Regions from separate parts of the Homo sapiens genome. Here regions 2 and 3 are each linked to region 1. A link is a loop called in an ENCODE intact Hi-C map of the cell type or tissue named here. Cell type or tissue: endothelial cell of umbilical vein. All regions are shown on one strand.

Region 1 (8,000 bases):
GGATTTGTTTCTCTGAACACCCAAGCCTCTAATTTCAAAACAATTTTTTAAGAGAAATGTATAAATATAAAAAATATAAAATAATAGCTTCATTAAATACTTGCATCCATAAATATAAGAAATTTAGCAATTCTGTGACTACACTTACATTATAGATGATGTCTGTTCCATTTCTATAAACAGAGGATGGACGAACCTGAAATTGACAGAGAACAAAATATGAACAGAATTGGATTGACTAATAACTAGCAATAGGGTAAAACCACCAAGTAAGATCTTGCTAATGTCTGAACAATTACAAAACATATGTAATCTTAAGATTTCCCACGCCCAAATCATTGGAATTTCAAAAATCACTAGGCCTAATCAGAATTTATGATTGTTGTGTGGATTCACACATACAGAGTTCCAGTCAGGGAAAAAGTACATCTTTATTTTTTGGTATATCTATAGTACACAGGTCCAAGAACACACACACACACGCGTGTGCACATATGAGAGTATGCAATGGTTAGAATGCTGTGTTAATAAGGTCAAAGCCATGGCTTCCACACCCAATCGCATCATTTCATCTCACTCTATTTCAGGGTCATGGATCATTCCCTATTTGTCTTGGTCACAAAAGGAATCAAAGAAGAAATCATATGGATGAATCAGCATATCTATCACCTCAGTACAATTAAAGAAGCAAGGCAGCCTCAAGATCTTTGTATACAGAAGGCACTGCATAACTGTGCAAGGAACCATGGCCCCCACTCACTATGAGAATCAAAACAGCTTCTTCAGTGTTTCAGAATACTTATTAATATCTTCTGATCCTTTTAATATGTATTTTGCACATCATTTCCCAGAAGGTCCCCATCCTTACTGTTTTGCCATTCCCACGGGTCCTAAGCTTCCTTTGAGAAAGATCTGTAGAATCAAAGCCCCGCAGGGTGTCTCCCCTGATGACTGCTAGCTGCATGGAAGATGGAAGAGGTCTTCTTTCCAGATGAAAGGAACCAGAAGTGGTGGATGAGGAAGACCCTGGGGGCAGCAGATGCCAAATGCCCTTCTCCCATGTGCTGTGCTTGCTTTGGTTGGAGGAATATGAAGGATGGCATTGTCCTGGAGGCATGCAAGATGGCAGGCGGTCAGTTCATTTTACACAAACAGATAAGGTATCACATTGACACAGCTCCTGGAGCAGCTTGTCATTAAACCTAGATGGATGGTTTTCCCACCAGATGTTGCCTTTTTGCCATTTGCCAGAAACTCCTTTACTCTTCATCAGTTTACATCCAGGAAAGCTGTGCTCGTCTGCACATCTATTGAGTGATTATAAAGTCATGAAATCAATTTCATAAACCCCAAATGAAAATCACTGTTATGATTTTATTATCATATCATATACTGGGGGGAAAGTCTCACTTCTCTTATTATAGTATTCCCCAACATAAAAGTTTATTCACTGATCAAGCATTATTCCACAAGCACTTTAAAGTAATCATTTCCTAGAGGTAGAAACTGGAATTGTTTAAAGATGTCATAGAATTAAGTAGTATTTATAAAACTTTTCTCTTAGTTGCTGTAGAACAAAGACCCAGTAAATCTTAATAGAGCGGCTCCTATTGGAAACCTCACCAATTAGTATTTCTGGGAAGGCATAAAAAATTTGAGGGCAAAACCCTTGTCTGGGTATTTTATATTTCACATATAAGGTGTGTATATCATGTATTTTATGTACTTCATGTGACCAGAAAATTCTACTGGAAAAGAAATAAATTTGGTGAGGAAAGGTAGTGGGGAGAGATGTTGCAGAAACAAGGATATTATAAAGAAAAGAGGGGAGGTCCCATTTTTTTATAGAGTAGGAAAGAGAAGAGAAGGGAATAGATTCCAGGCAAGAAAAAAATATGGACCACAGGGCATGACAGGTATAAAAATGGGAGTGTAAGATTGAGTATGGTACGAACACTCGTCAAATGCTAAAAAGACAAGTAACTAAAAGGCATTTGGTGGAAAAAAATCAGAGCACCAAAGAGTCTGGCTGGTCTTTATTTTATTTAGTTCACAGGTTGTTCTTTAGCATAGACAATCCAGGACCTGTTTGGCGCTGCCATCCAAAGTCATTCATTAATATTCTCCAGCTGCTCCCAAATTCCCAAGCCAGCTGCATCTTTCACATCTATTTTTCTCCAATTCCTTCCTCTCTTAGAATTTTCCTGGTCACACTACAGTGGGGGCTCAGATTTTAGGCATTAAGAGTGCTCTTTAACAGAGAAAGATAATTATAGCTCTACAGACTCTGGGGAAAATAATTGTCGACAGATTCTCACCAACACTGTTTCCCCCTCGGTGAGAACAACAAACGGGTAGGAAAAAAACAACTACGGCACTGACTTGTTGCTTTTCTCAAGTGATCGTACTTAGCAGGAGGAAAACCACATGAAGCAGAAACCAGAATAAAGGGCCTACATCACGACTGAGGGTGCTTTCTTGACAAGAAATTAAGCATTTTGATTTGAAGGTGTTATCAAGCACGTTGGCTGTTGAAGGCAAGAGCTACAGCGCCAGGACCGCTCCTGATTTCAAGATGAGGATCAAAAGAATACCTCCTTTTGAGTCCAAAATTTTCACTGCAGCTTTTGTCTTTGTGCCAAGAACTGCATTCACAGGGGAGTTCAGAATTACTTCAAAGACCTCATCATCTTCCTCTAATCCGTCATAGGTAATTGCTATATTCCACATCTTAGTTGACATTCCTACAAGAAGTAAACATTTTAATTACTCTTTAATTGCTATTTCAATCACCTAGGTGTCAGAGAAATATATTAATTAACATGTCTACAGCTAGACTGCAGTAGCCCGAGTGAGCTATTGTACTGCTACCAACTCACTGAAGTCCTGCTGTTCTCCCAAATAATATGAAAAGACCACATTTGTTCCTGGACGATGATGTTTCCGTTTAAATGCAAACACTGTAACAAAAAAGTAAGCTGCAGTATGCAAGGGATAAAAAAAAAATGGTTATTAGATGAGATCCAAGACTTAATTATTTTCCCAACCTGTCCCTTCTCTTCTGAAGAGTAAACAAGTATTGCAATCTCAAAATCTTAATAGTTTAAAAAATCTTAAGCTGTTGATGCAGACAGAAGTGATTATTGGATGGTACTTCATGCTATTCATGGAACCCTTGAAATGATTGATTTCTTAATCATTTCTAAAGACAGCTGCCTGCATCGGCTTCCCCACTTCCTGAGATCTTTCTAGCCCACAAATGCTTTTTCTGATGATATAATACTCAGTAGTTTGATATCCTCCTAGAGAGAATTTATGGGCTGGGGGTTCTAGAAATAAAGCCAATTTTTTCCCTCTTTCTGGCTGCCTCTATTCATGAAGTTACAATCAAGCTTGGTTCACAGTAACTTTGTGAACTTAATATTATACAAAACAGTTTTGACCTTACAAACATATCCCAGCCATCCTGTCAACACCAAGACTGGAAACAAAGCAACCCCAGATACACAAAATATTAAGACTGCAAGAAGAAACTTCTGAGATGATCTCATCCTGACCAGTTTCTATGATGTGGATCATAGGATATCCCCTGAGTTTACTTAGAAGAACAAGTGGTGGAAGGAAGTAAAGGGAATACTTTTAAGTGGAGAAAGAAGGCTCAACTTTAAGAGGAATAAACACAGTAAACTTATCGATTTAACTTTTCTTAGCTGAGATGGAAAAGCTTACTCTGCCATTTGCTCATTGGCTATTTGAGTGCTTTTACTCCTTTAAGCCCCTCTATATGATACAGTTAAACTTTTTAAAAAGTCTTCTCTTAAAAATGTAACTCTTGGCCGGGTGCAGTGGTAAACAACTGTAATCCCAGCACTTTGGCAGGCCAAGGCGGGCAGATCACTTGAGCTCAGGAGTTTGAGACCAACCTGGCCAACAGAGCAAAACCCCATCTCTACAATAAAACAAAAACAAAAACAAAAATTAGGTGGGCGTGGTGGCACGTGCCTGTGATCTCAACCACTCAGGAGGCTGAGGTGGGAGGATCGCTTGAGCCCAGAAGGTCAAGGCTGCAGTGAGCCCAGGATGTGTCACTGCACTCCAGCCTGGGCAACAGAGTGAGACCTTGTCCCCATCTCCAAAAAACGACTCTTTTATCTTGCAGATTGCCTTCTACAGACTTATACCTCTCAACTGTCCATCTATATGGTGGCCTCTTTCTTGAAGGTATGCCTCACATAGATCTCATGATCTAATCAGTCTCTTCAATCCTCAACAGAAGTCAATGGAAAGGTGAAGCTATCCACTTCTTCTACTTTTGGCTGGCTGCACTTAGAGGGGAAAAAATTAGGTGTACTTGGAATAAATAGATTTTATTCAAAAACAGGCTGACAGCTAATTTATTAAGCTTCCAGTACTGAGTTTTTAAACCAATTACGTTCACAGTCTTTGCAAAAGCAGAAGTTGAAGCATCTAGTATGTATAATAATACCATACAATTCCCATCTCATGGATGGATAAATCAATACATCAAAATATATATTTTGTACTTATGATATGCTTATCTTTGCATTAGATGCTATGGAGAATACCAGAGGTGTAACATAAGCCAAGCCCTGATCTAAGGGAGCTTAAAATCTTTTGGGGGAGACAGAAGCAAAACCAGAAAAGTCAAATAATTATTGAAAGCTATGTATGTTTACCTACTAAAAGATACAGAATAGATTGTAGAGCCTATATAAATGTGGGCTTTAGAAGTGAAAGGATTAGGAGGGAGGAAACAGGAAAACAACATAAGTAAAGACAGGAAGATAGCAAAGCAGAGGTCTTGACTCGGGAAGGGTGAGTGAATTAGCTGGCTGGAATAGAGAGGTTACATGGGTGGACAGGAGGCCATAAGGCTGCAAAGATTATTTGTAGCCAGACTGCAGAGAGCCCTGGGCACCTGGCCAGATTCAGACTTTACAACATAGGCAAGAGGGAAGGGTCTTGAACAAAGAAGTCACACACTGAAAGTGGATTAGCAAAATGAACCTGAGAGTGTTATGTGAGAAAGTCTGGAGATCCAGGCAGATAGACAGATAGGCTAGAAGTTTGAAGACCACATAGACAGCTGCTGTAATACAATTGGCATGAAAAGATAAGAGGTGGTCAATGAAGAAAGCATATGAATAATATGATTATTAGTACTTGGAGAACTGTTTTGACCCTCAAAGACCATAAAGTTAAGCATCATGTAAATAAAATCCAATACAGAAAATATTTCCAACTCCCAACCGACTCTCTGATTTTAAGGTTAATTTTTTAAAATTATAGTACCCCCCAAACAAACAAACAAACAAACAAAAAACAAAAAACTTAAGGTTTTTGTTGGACCTTACGGAGTAGAACCAGATGGTTAGGGGTTGGAGAAAATATCTTTTGAGTTTCATTTAAGTGCTTCTGATTTGTTTGTGTGCATTCCAACTTGGTTTCTATGCCTTCCAGGTGTGCACAGAGGACTAACTCTTTAGGTTAATGAGATTGGAAGTCAAAACTTTATCATTTTTTCCCTTCCTCTTTCACTTTCAAGGTGCAAAGTATTTGCTAAGTCCCTGAGATATACAAGCATTTTCAGAAGGCTTGGACTGGCTCCCTGTTCCCACAAAACAAAAGGTGCTGAAGAGAAAACAGAGGTGTCATTTTATGCAGACATATTCCACTTTACAGAGTAGGTGAGTTCCTGGATGTTTTCCTGCAAAGCAGATTTCTCTATTGAAAGACATTTTCTCAATATTTTTTAGTAAATGCCACATTAGAGATCTGTTCCCTTGGAAAACATTTTGACTCTAAGGAATGATGATCAATTAAGAATGCTGCAAGCCTTTCAATAATGCATATTTTAAAGGAAAACAATCATTTTCTTAGGAGTATTTTTATATCCACTCAAGACTAGTCACAATAGCTGAATGCAAAGTAGTTAGGGTTTGCTTTTGTTTGTTTGGTATTTTTTTGGTTTGGTAGCATAGTTGCAACTTCAAGGCAAGCTTCCTTCCAGCTCCCACGTAAGAGTTCTCAAACCTTACGGCATCCCACTGTCTTCGGTTTTTCACTCTGTTTCTTCACCCAATCATGGAAGCTGCCGTTTTAAAAGAAACAAATTGATTTCCCTTGGTAAAAGGGGTGGATATGGGGATGGGGACACCAGACCCAGAAGAGGCAAGGATTAACAAGATAGGAGTAAATATTTACTGGACCTGTGGACATGGAGAACTTCAAAATTCTCTAAAGCAAGATTTCAGTTTGCAAAACTGCTTCTGGGTTAATAAATTCTAAAACAATGAACAGCCAATTGTTTTTTTCTTAATTTATAAGATATGCTTATATTATTTCTTAAATTGTCTAAATAATATCTAAAATCATAAGATTATTTACAGCCCCCAGAAGTCATTAGTATCTACTCAAAACAGCATGTGAGCTCTTCTAGACAAATGGGTATTTATCTTATCCAGTGGAATCTCCAAGAGACAGATTTCAGAGTCTCTTGTAGTGTGACACGTTCTAGTTCCTATCAGTCCAAACAGAGCACCTGATGGGCTCCTGAAACCTACTAGCAGCCAAAATTACTCCTGATCTTGTAGCAAACAGACCTCAAATTATGAAGATGACATATGGCAAAGACTCAAGAAATGGAAAAGTTGGAAGTGCCTTAACATGAAGTAGGAAGGGACATGGCGCACATCATCTCACCCTTTCATTGTAGGGATTGTTGGGTTGGCCGCAAGAGCCTGTACCAGTGTGGGAGTAAACAGCACATAAATAACAGGAATCTTTCCCATATATAACAGGATCTCTTCCCACAAAAGGAGGTCAGCTGGAAGAACCAGCTTATCTGAGTTAGAATGTTAACTATCACAGGAAGGAGGCCAAAAACAAAATACAGATTTTTGCATGTCGAAGTGAAGGTTCACTGTTATAGGCTGAATGGCGTTTCTAAAAAATTCACGTCCTCACTCCCAGTACCTCTGAATGTGACCTTATTTGGAACTAGGGTAATTACAGGTGTAATTAGTTAATGTGAGGTCATACTGGAATAAGGTGGGCTCCTCATCCATTATGACTGGTATTGTATAAAAAGGGGGACTTGGCTGGGCACAGTGACTCATGCCTGTAATCCCAGCACTTTGGGAGGCTGAGGTAGGCAGATCACAAAGTCAGGAGTTTGAGACCAGTCTGGCCAATAAGGTGAAACCCCGTCTCTACTAAAAATACAAAAAAATTAGCCAGGTGTGGTGGTGTGCGCCTGTAGTCCCAGCTACTTGGGAGGCCAAGGCAGGATAATTGCTTGAACCCAGGAGGCAGAGGTTGCAGTGAGCTGAGATTGCACCACTGCACTCCAGCCTGGGTGACGCAGCGTGACTCCATCTCAAAAAAGAAAAAAGGGGCAGGGACTTTATAACACAGACATGCACACAAGGAGAACGCTACGTGAAGATGAAAGCAGAGATGCAGGTGAGGCAGCAGACACTAAGAATGCCAACGTTTGCCACCCAGCCACCGGAAGCATGGAAGAGAGGCATGGAATCGATTCAGAAGTAATCCTTCATGCTGACAGCTTGATCTTGGGCCTCTAGCCTCCAGAACTGAGACACTCGATGTCTCTGTTTCAAGCTACCCACTGTTTGATGCTGTGTTATGACAGCCTGAAGAAACTAACACAGTCCTCAAGCATCATGCTACTTGCAGTGAACTGCAGAGAGCCATTTCTTTTCTGTGTTTGACATTAAGATAGGCAATTTTGAGGTGGTGCTGGTACTTAGGCCATTTTCTTTTGCCTTTGCTCAACTCTTTATGAGTTAGTGGCAGATGATGTCAATAGTTCACACTTAGAGGAGTGTTCTCAGTATGCAGAACATCTCCTTGGCAGGAAAGCACAAAGCCACAGTCCTGTCTGCTTCTCCAGGCCCATTGTATTTGCCACTCCCAAGCCCCCACATTTGATTCAGATCCATCTCAAACCCCAGGGA
Region 2 (8,000 bases), 130 kb before region 1:
TTTAACATTTCCTTTATAGTAAGGTAGGTAGTTGGTGTTTTACTTCAGTGGTACTTTCATGTTGGTTTTGGTGAAGAAAAAAGAAGAAAACGTAAGCAAGCCACTCCTAAGAAACCAATGCCCGTTTTGTGTTGCTGTTGTTCACTCCTATGCTGCTGCATTTTTAAAAACGTTGCAGCACATTTAAAAGGAAAGGTTATTTTAAATTGGATTTGAAAAAGAAAATTTACCTATACTATAAGAAGGTGTATCAACTTTTGTAAAACCTGAATAATTAAATTTAGATTTGGTTACTGTTTAAAAGTGAAAATTTTAAATAAACATCTGAAATTTACCATAAATTAGAATCTGTAACACTGTCAGTACTAAAATAAATTATGTACAATTATTTCATCCTAATCACTGCCTTTTGAGTTTAATAACAAAAGCATTTCAAGAAATCCCTGTGGAAAGCTAATTTGAAAGTAAACATGCTTTAAAACTTAAATATAGATCTTGTATTAGTCCCACAACAGGATCAAGATCACTATTAAAATAAAGCCTGGGGCACATTATGATGCCTAAGACTGGTGGGTGGATTTTAATTGACTTGAAGACTGTCATAGTTCTATTATCATAAAACCTGTAACGCATTGCCAGCATGGAGGACCCATCTGTGCCCACCATCCATCTGTTTAGACATGATTGGCAAAGTGGTAGGGAACTCGCAGTGGTTGCCTCTGCCTGAAAGGAATGAACCACAGGATCTTCCAACGAGTGCCAAAAACTTCTGAGAAGGTCTGCTGCCATGGCTTTCGGGGCCTCGATCTACAGAAGACAGCATTATTAGTGAAAGACAGCACTCCCATGGTGCACTTCAGTCAGCTAAAACAATACAGATTGGCTGGGGATCCATTACTGGACTCTGATGAATTGTGTCCCAGCATCATAAATACAGCTTTTCTTTCATTATGGCATGCAGCTGAGTTTTAACTCTGGATAGCAGATATTGTATCTGTGTCGTCAATCAACCGAGCGCAACTTTTGAAGCAGAGGAAAATCTCAGGATTAACAGAATGTGTGTCAACAACACAGTAGCAAATCTCTTTTGATGTACTTTCAGGACAAATAATTTAACTTACTTTAGTTAGACAAGGCACAAGAATGATCAGCATTTTAGTGTGAAAACTACCATGGCTGGAAAACCCCTACTGTAAGACTGGGGTAGCTTGCCTAGCACAGGCCTCAGACAATGCACCAAGAAAAAGCCATCATTATATTATCTATCTACCATATGCACATATTTCTCAAGTATGTCCAGTTCTTTCCAATTTTAAATAATACTATACACTTCAGTTTTATACTTACATATCTTCACAACAGTTTGACATCTTTTCAATAGATGTTGTATCCTATTAAAAATAAAAAATTATATTCAGATGTAAGAAAGTTATTAAGTCTTTATTCTGTATCCACTCTATCATGTTTTTAATCTTATTCCAAAAATATTCTATAGATTTAAACAGTTTATATATGAGTATTATGAATTTTAAATTATCTTTCATACATTGCTGGAATCCCCTTGGAAAAACAAAATCAACATTATACTATGCAAAAAAAAACCTATTCAAATACTAAAACCTCACAAAAATTATGACAGTATCACTTCATTAAAATATAACCTTTTATTACACTTGCTTTCTTGACAATTCCTTTGAAAGTCTACAATCTACTTTCAATTTAACTGTCAGTGAATATGCATTAAAAAATAAATACTAAAATGACATATGAAAGAAACTAATGAACAGAAAACTGCCTAAGAGTCAGGGTGCTACTGGTTCTGGGTTTCTGTAAACAACAACAAAACTCAACAAGGCAATCTATGAATTTGCCATATTACAACATCTATTATTCTGAAAACTAAACTGACCAGAGTTCTTTCTTAGCGGAAAAAATAACTTTTTTGATAATACAATTCCCTAATTGTATGCTTTCTGTAAGGCTCTAACACAAATATGTAAAAAAAAAAATTTCAACAAACAGAAGATTGCTTCCAGAAATGCTGGTTTCTGTTATCAGAAGACTTATCATTAGACTGGCAAATTGTTATAAGCAATAGCCAAATAATCAAAACACAAATTACACAATCTTATTTTTAGATATTTATTTGTATTTTAAATATATTTTGAAACAGTGCAAAAGAGTACATTCATTCAAATACACCAAAAGCTGGAGAAGTTTTCCTCTTTTTATCCCTTACTTTACCTTAACACTTTGTTTATACATAGGTGGACTTATTTAAGCAGTACTATTCATGCAAACTCTTGCAGCTACAGGTAAAATCCCAAGAACTTATTTGGCTGCAAAACTTTTCCAATGATGCTAATAAACAGCACCTTCACTCAAAAACAACTCTTTAGAGATGTTAATAGCTCATAATATTAAATTCTCATTAAGAATAGTTGCATAACTACAGTTAGCCTATGTAAGAGAAAATCAGAGAAAATGGATCTATTTTTAAGATAACTAATAACCAACAACATAGTTTCATTTACACATTTTCCAGGAATTTTTAAAAAGTTATAGATTAGCTACATATTCTATATTCATTAGTTTTCCTATCAAGCTGTGTAATTAATGGTATCCAGTGACAATTGTATTAATAATTAACCTTTCTCTGCTCCGTTGCAATTTCCTCAAAATGTCTTACTTTATGAAAACACAGTCTACAAACATATGAGAACACTGATTAGGGTCTTAGAGGAAATTTGGGCTTCAGGTTCCACATCTGTAAAGGAAGTAAGTCATTTTAATGGTTTCTTAGAGTTTTGATAGTAACACATTGTTCCAAAGCAATTAAAACAACTTACACAAAAGTACGAAGAAAAAGATGAGATAGAAGTCAACGAGAAAGCTGAAATAGAATAGCTATTAGGAAAGGTATATGAATGGCCTAAGATCACAGATGTGGACAACACTTAAAAACTATAAACTATTCCATGGTATATAAGGCAAATGAAAGGTCAGACTACTCTCACCAGCTAAGATTAAGGGCAATTTTTACTATGGAGAAATTACAACTTGTTTATAATCCTGAAGGATTTATTTGTGGCATTAAAAAAATCAACTTTAAAGATTTCAGATTTAGATTTCATACAGAAAAAGCTTTTATTTTCAAGTGTTTTTGATACCTTTCTTGAATCTGTTTTGGGAAATAACTAAAATACTATCTATTAAATCATCATAAGCATGGTTATTCTTTCAAACAATGTGATGCTTACCATTACTTTATGAGTAGGATTTGTGAGGCTGGCCCAAATAGGCTATTTTTTTTCCTCTAGAAATGGCAAATGCTCATCTGTCTGTAACTCTGTTATCCAGAATACTGTTATAAGTACAATTTGTATTTTAGCAACCAAACATGTCATCAAGTTTTTGCACTGGTGCTTACATATAACACACCCAGAGCAATACAAATTAGGTTATCACATTCACTAGCAGGACAGAAACAGCAAACTAGAAGAGGACAGGGGTTACTACTATGAAGAATATGAAAAACCACAAGTTATCCTCAAGTGTCAAATTAAGTTAAATATACTTTTGGAATTAAAAAAAACCACTAAAAAATATTTTGGTGCAGATAACTTCATTCAATACTAAAGACTCAACACAGTTAGTGCTCATCATGAAAGGACCAATAAGATAACTATTATCCTCAAGGAGTTTAAATACAAAATATAAGTCCTCAGTTATATGTAAAACTCAGCTATCCAGAGAAATTCACTTGTCCAGGAATGATAACAAACAAGTTTTTACTATGTGTCGTCTACCAGAACACTTTTATTTATAAATATTTACACCTCGATTACAGTCTAATGATCAAAATATCTAAGACTTTCCTCAGTCTACATGACCAAGAGATATATGAGGATGATTTACTATTTTAAAAACTGGATGTTCTTAAAAATAATGAACTAGAAACAGCAAGACATACAGAAATATAGGCCCTACCTATTTTATCTAATATTTTATCTTCTGATGGGTGATCTTACATAAGAAATTATTTTTCAGGTCTAGTCTAAAAAATTATGTTGACTATTACCACTGTATCCTAAGTAGTAAAATTATACCTGGAATGGGGGGGCGGGGAAGTTCCTAAGAGAAAAGGAGAAAGAGATATCTCTTGGCTTGATGTTAGGAAAATGAGAGGTTGCAGGGGGGTGGGATAAAGAGCAAGAATTTATCACCAGAGGTTTCCTGGTTAACAGACCTGAGAACCCAGTCCTCTTGGCATAGAGCGCTTGATGATACAATCCATCCAACTAACTCATCCTGTTTTGAGTTCATTCTCACCAAGCAACACTTTGCCACATATGTTGTCATACAGGAGAAAGAATGTGCTGAAGAGTCCTTTGGCACACCTGACAATCGCACATAAAGGAATAAACAATCTGTTATATGACTATCTCTTTTGAGTCTGGAAGTAAGAGCCATTGCCTCTGGACCTGTTTAACCCTGCAAACAATTTCAAAATGGAGTTTCTAGACCTGCCAAACTGCAGACCTGAGGAAAGTAAGAAAATTCTTTTCATTAGACTCCTTGAAGACAGTTCAATCTAACCTCAATTATCCCCTGCATTCTTTATTATTATAGGTCTTGTTGATGCTTCCAAGTCTGCTACACGTAGTTACCTAATGACTCTATGGTGATTTAATCTAGAGTTTAAAACACTGTTCTATACACACAATCTACTCAAAATGGATCAAAAACTTCAATGTTAAGACCTGATCCTATGAAACTACTGGAAGAAAACATAGAGGAAATGCTTTAGGACATTGCCTGGATAAGGATTTTTTAGGTAAGACATAAAAAAAAAAGGCAACAACAAAAAAAAAAACAGACAAATGAGATTACATCAAACAAAAAAGCTCTGCATAGCAAAGGAAACAACATAGTGAATGGCTGGGTGCGGTGGCTCACGCCAGTAATTACAGGACTTTGGGAGGCCAAGGCAGGTGGATTGCTTGAGGCCAGGAGTTCAAGACCAGTGCAGCCAATATAGTGAGAGCCTGTCTCTACAAAAACAAAACAAAACCTTTAAAAAATTAGCAGGCATGGCATGGTGGCATGTGCCTGTAGTCCTCGCTACTTGGGGGACTTAGGTGGGAGGTTTGCTTGAGCCCAGAAGTTCAAGGCTGCAGTGAGTTATGATCATGCCACTGCACTCCAGCTTAGGTGATAGAATGAAATCCTGTCTCTTAAAAAAAAAAATACATTGAAGAAACAACCTAAAGAATGGAAGAAAATCTCTGCAACTATACATCTGACAAGGGGTTAATACCCAGAATACATAAGGAACACAAACAACTCAACAGAAAAAAAAAAAAAAAGAGAGAGAAAACAAAAAAAATCTGATTCTAAAACAGAGAAAAGATTATAGAAATGACCAACAGGTATATGAAGAAATGTTCAACACCACTAGCCATCAGAGAAACGTAAATCAAAAACCACAATGGGAAATCATGTCATCCCAATCAGAATTATCCCAGGGTATTATCAAAAATACAAAAGGTAAATGTTGGCAAGGATGTGGAGAAAAGGGAACCCTTACACAGTCTGGGGAAGAACCTTTACTCTTGTTGGGGAAAGTGTAAATCCATGCAGTCATTATAAAAAACAGTATGGAGGCACCTCAAAAAGTTAAAAACAAAACTACTATATGATCCAGCAATCACAGCACTGGGTACACTGTCAGCCCTCCATATTTGTGGGTTCTGTAGCTGTGATTCAATCAACCATGGATCGAAAATACTTTAAGAAAAACTATTTAAAAAAATAAATAATAATATGAATTAAAATAATATAGTTTAACAACTATTTACATAGTATTTACGTTGTATCGGGTATTATAAATAATCTAGAAGATGAATTATAGTACAAGGGAAGATGTCCATAAGTTATATTCAAATACTACACCATTTTACATAAGGAACAGGAGCCTCAATGGATTCCGATATCCCTGTGGGGTCCAGAAATCAATCCCCCATGGAGAGTGAGGGACAACTGTATATTCAAAGGAATAAAATCAGTATGTCAGAGTCCCATGTTTATTGCAGCACTCTTCATAATAGCCAAGATATGGAATCAACCTGTGTCTAACAGCAGATGAATAAAGTAAATATGGTATATATACACAATGGAATACTAATCGGCCAAAAAAAGAATGAAGTACGATCATTTGTGATCACATGCATAAATGAAATAAGCCAGTTAAAGAAAGACAAATACTGACTGTTCTCACTCATATGCAGAATCTTAAAAAAGGTGATCTCACAGAAGTATGAATAGAACAGTAGTTAGCAGAGACTGGGGAGGGTAGAAAGAAGTGAAGGATGGGGAAGAGGATGGTCGATGGGTACAAAGTTACAATTAGAAAGGAGTAATAAATTGTGGTGTTCTATTGCACAGCAGTGTGATTACAGTCAACAAAGTACTGTACATCTCAGAATAGCCTGAAGAGAGGATTTCGGATGTTCTCACCACAAATAAATGAAAAACGTTTGAGGTGATGGATAAGTTAATTACTGATTTGATCATTACATTATGTATACAAATATTGAAGCATCACATTGTACCCCATAACTATGTACAATTATTATATATCAATCAAAAATTTAAAAATTAAAAACACTACTCAGGCAAGTTTTTCACAATTAGAGAAAAACTTTGCCTGCTTTATCTATTACTAATTTATATTAATTCTAAGAAAGACTTTCATTTCACTTCTTAGCACCTCTGATTAGTATATGAACAGTAGCTCATTTAACTTTAAATTTTTCCATAGCACTTAGCAGCACATACTGTACAAAATGGTCAACTTAATATAAATTTGCAGCACTAAACTAATTGGACATGAACAGAAATAGCATGATTCCTTATTTTTAGTTTTGTTTTCAATCAAAAGAGGGAAATGTCCTGTTAATCTTAGCTCTGTCTTCCTTCTACTTTCCTCATTTGAAATGAATGGTTCTTTAAGCACCCATTTCCAACAAAAGACCAGCTATGTCTTTTATCAGGGATCTGAAGTTCACATAAACATCGAATCAATCATAGAACAAAAGTGAGAAGGCAACAGATCTTATATTTATAGACACTGAAAATCTCTTTCCAAAATAATCCTCACACTTCTCTTAATCTTAAATGCCACTTTCTGACTGTATAATCTAAAGAAAATTGCTAAAACTCTATACCTCCATTTCCAAATAATAACGCTTACCTCATAGGTTTTTGTGGGGATTAAATGAGTTAATTATGTCAAAACCCCTTATAACTCCTCAATAAATGGCAGTCTTAAGATTTTAGTGATACTGCCTACTACCTACTTTTTGAGAGGGCTTGGAAAGAAATACCTCAATTACCTCAAAATGTAACTTTTCAACATTATGTTTAAACAAACAAACAAGTGGTTTTATAATGAAAAATAAAATAATAGGGACTACAAGAGACTACACATATAAAATCCTATGCCCTCTAAGAGCTTATAATCCAGTTGAAAAAACAAGTCCTAAATATGTAAACCATGATTCATTCATTCATTTATCCATCTATCAAAAATTTACCAAGTATCTATTATGACACAGTCCTTAGCATCATGGAACTTACAATCTAGTAAAAGTAGTCAAGTATACAGGAAATAATTATATAGTAACATAGAGAGGAAGCCAGCAAGGATGATTATATACAATAATGTTTTGTAGAAATAAGTCTCGCACTAATCAGAATATTTGGAACAGCTGAAAAACTGTTTATAATCAAAACTCAAATTTAACTACTCTTACACTTTTAACACCAAAATTATACTTTGATAAGATTTTTGGTTATTAGTAGAAATAAGATGGGCATTTAACATGCCCCTTTGGCTGAGATTCAGGGAATAATAATATATCAATAAAATGTACATAAATTATTGTGCCAAAATACCATAAGCAAACCATAAATATAAGATTTACTGCTTTCTGCAG
Region 3 (8,000 bases), 290 kb before region 1:
TCTCCACAGTCCCATAGCATCCCACACTGTTCTCTGCAATTGTCTGTACACCACCAATTGGTAACTGATGCTTCATTTTTTTATCCCTCAGTAGATTGTGAGGTCTTGAGGGAACTGTGAGCTTGGCAGAGCAATCGGCACAGAGTTGATTAAATGTTTATTGAATGAGAACATGAATGAATCAATCCGTTGAAGAAATCCAACTATGAGGTGGCAATGGGAATGGAGGAACACAGGTGATAGGAAGAAATAATCCAAAAGAAAAGTAAACAGGACTTGGTGATAGATGTGTCATAGCCAACTAATTGACTTTGTAAAATTCAGCTCAGAATTGATACTCTCTGCCAAGCCTCATCTTACAAATCAGCCTCTATCAGCAGCAGGCAGGAGTCCTTCTGGCTCAAGTCTTTCTTCCACTGTGGAACTACTTGCAAAAATGTGTTGCTTCCCCTCCACATTTCATCAATCAGCTCACCCCTTCTGGATATAGTACTAACATAGCACACAGGAAACCAAATGCCATGCTCTGCATTCCAGCGTCGGCACCCCATTCTATCATCTCTTTTATGTATGGTAAGAATCCTGTGAAGTGGGCTGGGTAGTTTAATTCCATCTATTCAGCTTATTTTCCAGGTAATGAAGGAGGCACAGAGATCTCAAATTGTAAACCCTAAGTTGTGGAAACTTTGCCTGGGGCACTTATTCCACCAGATCTTAAGTGGGTGCTCTAGGATCACTGGAGCAGGTAAAAAGATGTATTAATGGCATTATGGTATCTTCCTGAAGAGTCCAAAGAGCAACCAGGGAATAGCAAAAGCAAGGGGAGAACTGGATTCAGATGGGTCTCGTATACACATGTTATTGATGATTTCTTCTGAGGCATCAAAGGCATTTCCCCTGAAGACACCAAAGGCAGAGAAGACTGATTGGGAACCTCCTGGGCAGAGTGTCCTAACACCTTTTCTTAAATAGAAATGGAAGTTTCGCATTCCAGCTCATAAGGTATCCCTAGTTATCTTAATATAGGTGTTTTAAATTATTTGCAAGTTAAATTAGTCAAAACATTTTAATACACAATCAGTGTTTCAGTCTGATGCATAAAATATATTCTTTGGTTTCTGCTGATCACCCCAGTGTATTGTGCTGAATCACGGTATGGTATTCTTTTTTCTTTTTTTTCTTTTTTTCTTTTTTCTTTTTTTTTCAGACAGAGTCTTGCTCTGTTGCCCAGGCTGGAGTGCAGTGGCGCGATCTTGGCTCACTGCAAGCTCCGCCTCCCGGGTTCACGCCATTCTCCTGCCTCAGCCTCCCCAGCAGCAGGGACTACAGGCACCCGCCACCACGCCCGGCTAATTTTTTGTATTTTTAGTGGAGACGGGGTTTCACTGTGTTAGCCAGGATGGTCTGGATCTCCTGACCTCATGATCAGCCCGCCTCGGCCTCCCAAAGTGCTGGGATTACAGGAGTGAGCCACCGTGCCCGGCCACCGTATGGTATTCTTGAATCCATCACTGGAGTCTTCCAGAGTGTGAGTAACCAGTAAGAGAAACACAGGACTATCGAATTCTTATCTCTGGGTTTTAGAGTTCTTAGTTAAAGTGACTATCAATTGGGGGAATTTTTCATAGTTAAAAGTGAGGCGTTCCTGACCACAGGGACTATGGGGCCTCTAGGCTCATATAATAGGTGTTCCCATTTATTAGAAAGTTCTGGGATTCTAGCACAAGGCCATAGCCAATCAGTTTACTGTATTAATTATGCTGTTAGTTATTAACATGTTTTAAAGTTATGCAACACTTCCCAAAGGCAGAGACAATGTCACATTCATTTGTTTCAAAGGCTGATTGTAGTGGTTCCTGTGTGCTGAATATGTGCTTCACGAATGTTACAATGTTAATATTCAAACAATGGTAGAGTTTTCACAAAACACAGGGAAGCTTGTCCATAATAAGTTCAATTTAATAAAATTTAATAATAAACAACTATAACATTTAATAAATACACATGAGAATTAAAATTCAATTAAATAATTAAATCATAAAATAATTATTTTGATTGTTTTATTAATTAATTATTTTATTATTTTATTTAATTGAAATAAGCTTAATTTAAATAAACTGCCTATGGTAATAGCAAGAAAAGCTGCAGCTACCCAGCAATAAATGTCAGAAAATATAAAAGACTTTATGGGCATAATTACTAAAAAATATAAAAGAAGAGTTGGATAAATGGAGAGCTATACTTTATTAGATGGAGAGATTCAATATGTAAAGATGTCAGTTCTTTATAAATTAATTTCTAAAGCCAATACAATTTCAATGAACATTTAACAGGATTTTTCCCTTATATATTTAACAAATATCCTAGGAAAAAAAAGCCGTTTCTGTCACCCATCAATGTCAGGATGGTGATGTTGTTAATAGCAAAGGAAATCTCTAATTCCTCCCCTCCTTGCAGAGTGGCATCGTTAAGTGAATTTTCCCCACATTTTATTAAAATCTGCATTTTCTGGGATGTAAGATGCTATTCGGATCATTTACATGACTGAAGTCATTTGATTTTCTTTTTTTTTTTTTTTTTTTTTTTGAGACGGAGTCTCTGTCACCCAGGCTGGAGTGCAGTGGCGCAATCTCGGCTCACCGCAAGCTCCGCCTCCCGGGTTCACGCCATTCTCCTGCCTCAGCCTCCCGAGTAGCTGGGACTACAGGCGCCCGCCACCAAGCCCGGCTAATTTTTTGTATTTTTAGTAGAGACAGGGTTTCACCGTGTTAGCCAGGATGGCCTCGATCTCCTGACCTCGTGGTCCGACCGCCTCGGCCTCCCAAAGTGCTGGGATTACAGGCGTGAGCCAGGGCGCCTGGCCTCTCCCTGCTTTTCTAAAAACACAATCTACGATGGGGTCTGAGGCTGCTTGTAACATGTAGCATTTTTACAGTTGGAAATTCTGAAATCAAGAAAAGAAAAACCACTTTCTCTCCAGCCCTACCGCTAGTGACTGGCTGTGTCTCTGACTGAACCAAATCTGGTAGTAGACAGAGAAAAGAAAAATGAAAGGAATAAAAATTGAAGATAGAGAGACCAGGATGATAATCAAACAATGCCTTACGTTTATGAAAAGTTTTCATTTCCACTATCTCATTTATGTATGGTAAGAATCCTCTGAAATGAGCTGGGTATTTTAATTCCATCGATTCAGCTTATCGTGCAGGTAATGAAGGAGGTACAGAGACCTCAAATTGTAAACCCAGTGCATGACATAGATATATTTTATTATCTCTTAGGCAGTGCTGTGTGTGGAAGGAGCCAGGCTTTCATCCAAACCTAGACGGTGCACATTTTCAACATGGAAAACATTAGGGAAGGCTTTATGGTGGTGGTAAGAAGTGGGCTTTGAACAAAAACAGAACCTGAAGTGTTGGAGGAAAAAGGGAGGGTGTTTCTCATGAGAAAACAGGCACACAGACCTGAAGTTGAGGAGGAGAACAGCTGATGGAGCGTAGCAAGGAATTGGCCTCAGGGGTGAGAGCTTAGGAGGAAAGGATCACAAGAATGATGCCAGGATGGAGGAGGTGGGGTGCTTGGCCGAGACCCCCCAGGGCCCCTTGGAGAGCTGTTCTGATGGACCAGAACCCTAAAGATCTCAGTGGGACGGTCAGCATGCTTTGGGACCTGACTGACCTTGACTCCTTTCCCACTTTGTTACTTGCTGGCTGAGCGACCTTGTGAAGTTATTTATCTTTTTGTCTCCAATCCCTCCTGTGAAAGATGGAGTTGTATTTCCCTATACAACTATTGTGAAGAATGAATGAGTTAATGAATGTGACACAGTACCTGTCATGTGGAATGTACTCAATAGATATTATTATTATTATATGAACATGGGAGTGCCATGATGACAGGCTACAAGATAAATGAGAACAGTCAGTTAAATTTTAAATAACCCATTAAGAATATTGCTTGGTTGGGAAACCAAATAATCTGTCATAAACAAGATGTGCTTTGCAAAGGCTTCACTGTAGAGACCTTTGTAGGACCATGCAAGATTTGCTCTCATTATGGTTCATATGATCAGAATTGGAATCTTAAAATTACCTTCCACCCCCTTATCCTCATCCCTTCAAAAATGTAAATGGAAGCATTATCTCTGAGCCATCCATCCTGGAACCTTCTAATGTTCTCTTTCCAAAAGAAGGACTGGGAAACGTGATGGAAGCTCTTGGAGTTTCCATTTAGGAAGAAAACAAACAGAAAGAAATCACACAAATTCACACTCAAGTGCTACTCTAAATGGGAAGAACATATTTCAAAAAATAAACACTCTGTTTGACTAATCAGAAGGAAATCTGCTCTCTGAATTCAAAGGCCTCTGCATAGATATTAACAACATAGAGAGAAGAAAATGGCTCATTAATGATTTATGAAAATTGTTGTCACCGTCAACCAAAGCATATTTTGTGATGAATGAAATGACTTGTTACACACACACACACACACACACACACACACACACACGCCCTACCCCCTGCAGCTATGGGCCCTTCTTGGCTGTCATAGTGTGAATCACCACTCGAGGGAGCCCAAGGTTCTCTGGTCCTGGGCTACCTACAGTCACCAGGATGCAATGGAACATGTTGGGGAGACATGTCCTTCTGCCACTCTACTGCAGGGTGGACATTTGGGGCCGAGACAATTCTTGGTGTGGGGGCCCATCCTGTGCACTGTACGATGTTAAGCAGCATCCCTGCACCCTACCCACTAAATGCCAGTAGCAACAATACTCCCTCTCCCAGTTGTGACAATCGAAATGTGTCCAGACAGTGCCAAATGTCCCCTAGGGGACAAGCCACTGCTCTAATGAAGCTCATGGAGGTCGTAGGCCCCCAACACTTTGGTCTCCAATAGAAAAGCACGGCAGGACTGAGAGAGAGTCGAGTCACCAGCTGTATTTGTCTCACTCTCCTGTGAGCGGCTTAGTGAGAAGCAGAATGCAGGAAGGAACGATCCAGTTCCCTGATGGCCTCACGGGTGTTCGGAGAGAGCCCGCATCTCAGCCAGCCTTTATGAAGAAAGGAAACACTGTCAAGGCCTGTCTGGGATGGTGCAAGCTGAGGCAAGGCCGTTATCTTCAGCAGCTCAAATGATTAGTTAATTATTCATTACTATTTGTCATAAAACCCTGAAGGTCTGCCAAGTGGTAGTATGCAGGCAATACTAAGGCAGCGGACGTGTCTTTTCTTATTTTCCAGTGAAGATGAGGCATGGAAAGACTGGGCTGCTCTGACAGCACACTCTGCACTGGCACTGGGGGTGTGCAGATGGAAGGTCTAGGAACACGGCACTCTGGATCGCACCATCCTCTGGGCTCTGCGTTTGACATTCTCCCCTCATACTTCCCACTCTGTTGGCTTCAGAGATCATGAGGCCAGAGGAAAAAGCAATGGAGGCGGGTGCTTCCAGCCTGAAAACAGTCGGAAGCTAGGAGCTCCCGTCTGTCAGCCTTCCCTCCTGCTCTCCATAGCGGTGGAACACAGTCCTACCAGCAAGGGGCCTTCTCTGCCCTTTCTCCTCTCTTCTTTCTCCTCTGCCCCCCAGGGTCTGCTTTGTGGTGTCTCCTCCCTCTCTATTCTTCTTTATGTCTGCCTTTGTTATTCATTTTAACCAGAAACAAGTATATGGTTTATGGTGGGGGAGCTGGGGCTGAGGAGACTGGAGACACAGTGCAATTTGCCCCAGATTTTGAAAACACCCAAAGGATGGCCTGGCTTTTAGCCCCACTGAAAGAAAACCAGACAGGCTGACCTCTATTTGCCTGAAAACAAGCCAAGGCTGGGGTTAGGAAATTAAGATCTAGAGTCCCAAAGATTCACCATTCCAGGACCACAGCTGAGGCTTCACTGCTATGCTGTGCGGGAGGGGGCTGTGAGATCCCGGCATGCCAGGGCAAGAGGGCAGGAGAACCAGCAAAAGTCAGGCTTCGCTCTAATGAGAGAGACTTCTAGGTTTCCCTTCGAGGTGTTGGGTGGTGGGGGAATAGTGGCTGTTTCCTTGACAACTGTCATTTAGAATCCAAATAGAGTTCATCATTTGATGAGTTTAGGGCACCACAGGCTGTCCTGATGTGAAGAAAAGGCTATTCCGTGCTAAAGAGAACTGGCTTCATTTTAATCCTTGACCTCCACCTTACCTGAGTCACTGAGAGCTGTTCCTCTTCCCAGCACAGCCAGCACACAGGGTCTGGCCAGGTCACAAGTAGATCCAGGCACATCAGCAAAGTTATTAAGAAGCCTATAAAATTTGGGGACGCATGAGTGGGTGAGACAGTGATTAGAGAAGCCAAGGAGAGGATGGAAGAGGATGAAAATAGGCTTAGGGCTGCCAACTAAGCCACCTGTGACTGCTGGTCTCATTAACAGCTCTTACTGGGGTGAAGGGATATCCTTTGTCCTGGTGCTATAGGGTTTTATAAACTGTTTATCCATTCAATATTTATTATTTATTTATTCAGTCAATTGGCATTCATTCAATATGTATTTATTCACTCAATATTGATTTACTCATTTAATAAATATTTATTGATTTGATATTCATTCAATAAATACTTATCAAACACCTACCATAGGCCAAGCTCTGTTTTAGGTGCTTGAGATACATTAGGAAAGAAAACTAAGAACTGTGTCTGTGGAGCCCTTGCAGGAGGCCAAACATCTTACATTTGATTTGATCCTCACAGTAAATGTATATGGAAGACACTGTTGTCCCCATTTTACAGATGAAAAAACTGAGGCTGAGTGAGATTTAATAACAATGTAGGTATTAAATGGTGGAAATGATCAAGCCCTGATCTGTGCAATTCCAAGTGTGTGTTCTTTTCAAATATGACTTTAATCCTGTGGAGATGTCACTTTACTCAAGGAAGAGTAATCAGCTTTGCATTAGATATTCGTTAGTCTATTTCTCCAGAATTTATGTGCAGAAATTATCCCTATAGGGGAACAAACCAACTTACACACAAAGTGCCAAATGTAGAAAACCAACCGATTTGACAAAGCCACTCACCAAGGATGTATGTTTGCTACGAAGCATGATGTCATCAGAGCCTGGTTGTATAAGAGAGTATTTAGCAAGACTTTAAGAAGAGTGAATGAATATAGAGCTTTCAAGGACTTATCAAACTTAAAGGTAACCAATGCAGACAAAATGCTTGTAAAATGCTAATTAAGGTACACCTCTTTGCCAGTAAGATAAGGTGAGGAGATGATATGATCTAAGGCATTCAGGGCAGTGAAGGGGAAGGGGGTCATTTCCAACATTTAGCGTAACATAAACACAAAAAATGCCCACTTATTAATGAATAGAGATGCATTCTTTGTTAGCTGGTACCCAGGTTGGGTAGAGGGGTGAGAGTGGGTATTCCATTTGGCTTGGAGGCTTTAATTTTGTTGCACTATTTCTGAGTGTGTAAAAATTGCTGCCCAAAGCAGCTCTAATTTGCTCCTCTTTCAGCTTCTCTCAGGAAAAGTCTGGAACACGAGATGATATTCTCCACTCGAATAAGATGCTGGCAGGAACTGGATAGAAAACTGGTGGAGATACAGTGGATGTATATGAAGAAGGAGCTATCTGTCACTTGTGAGGCATTTTGAATGCTAGGTGTTCTACATACATATTTTGTTAAATTCCAAAACAATTTCAAGAGGTAGAAATGATCACACTCACTGATAGGTGAGGGAACTAAGACTCTCACAAGTAAATTGCCCAGATCTCACAGGTAGAAAGGTACAGAAGACCACCATTTGGAATAAAAATAACTCCAGAAATACTGGTGGCTTCTCACTCTCATATCCTCTTTCCTCCCTCATTCTAATCCTAACCGTGTGCTCCACACTGACATATCCAGGTATCAGAAGTGTGTCTGGGACAGGCAGGCAGGCACAACAATGCCCACTTCGATTCCACACACTTCAGGTAGAACACCAGTGGTCCTGTGTCTACGTTCCTTT

What was found. Hi-C counts contacts between places; a loop is a spot of excess contacts. Peaks named below come from ENCODE experiments on the same cell type or tissue, not always from the same donor. Only the 100,000 strongest peaks of a DNase experiment are listed, where the experiment ranks them.
Region 2: a loop joins it to region 1, with 3 times the contacts of the local background. A loop is called at or near these places in 75 of 110 quality-filtered maps.
Region 3: a loop joins it to region 1, with 2.5 times the contacts of the local background. A loop is called at or near these places in 42 of 110 quality-filtered maps.

Annotation. Positions count from the first base shown.
Region 1 is chr9:14,747,533-14,755,532 of GRCh38, forward strand. It overlaps FREM1 (FRAS1 related extracellular matrix 1), which reads right to left. Exons shown (of 37, transcript NM_001379081.2): 30 at 2,595-2,744; 31 at 869-1,107; 32 at 149-196. Among named protein-coding and RNA genes, the nearest start is that of CER1, 29 kb to the left of the region's middle. In endothelial cell of umbilical vein, no CTCF peak of the experiment used is centred here; DNase peaks (open chromatin) are centred at 3,529 and 4,909; H3K27ac peaks cover 2,259 bases.
Region 2 is chr9:14,618,292-14,626,291 of GRCh38, forward strand. It overlaps ZDHHC21 (zDHHC palmitoyltransferase 21), which reads right to left. Exons shown (of 10, transcript NM_178566.6): 9 at 1,348-1,391; 10 at 1-807. The coding sequence ends at 675. Among named protein-coding and RNA genes, the nearest start is that of ZDHHC21, 71 kb to the right of the region's middle. In endothelial cell of umbilical vein, no CTCF peak of the experiment used is centred here; no DNase peak of the experiment used is centred here.
Region 3 is chr9:14,461,097-14,469,096 of GRCh38, forward strand. It overlaps a transcript of NFIB not described here. Among named protein-coding and RNA genes, the nearest start is that of TRH-GTG1-6, 31 kb to the left of the region's middle. RefSeq lists a silencer at 5,355-5,649. In endothelial cell of umbilical vein, a CTCF peak has its summit at 4,552 (motif pointing right); a DNase peak (open chromatin) is centred at 4,575.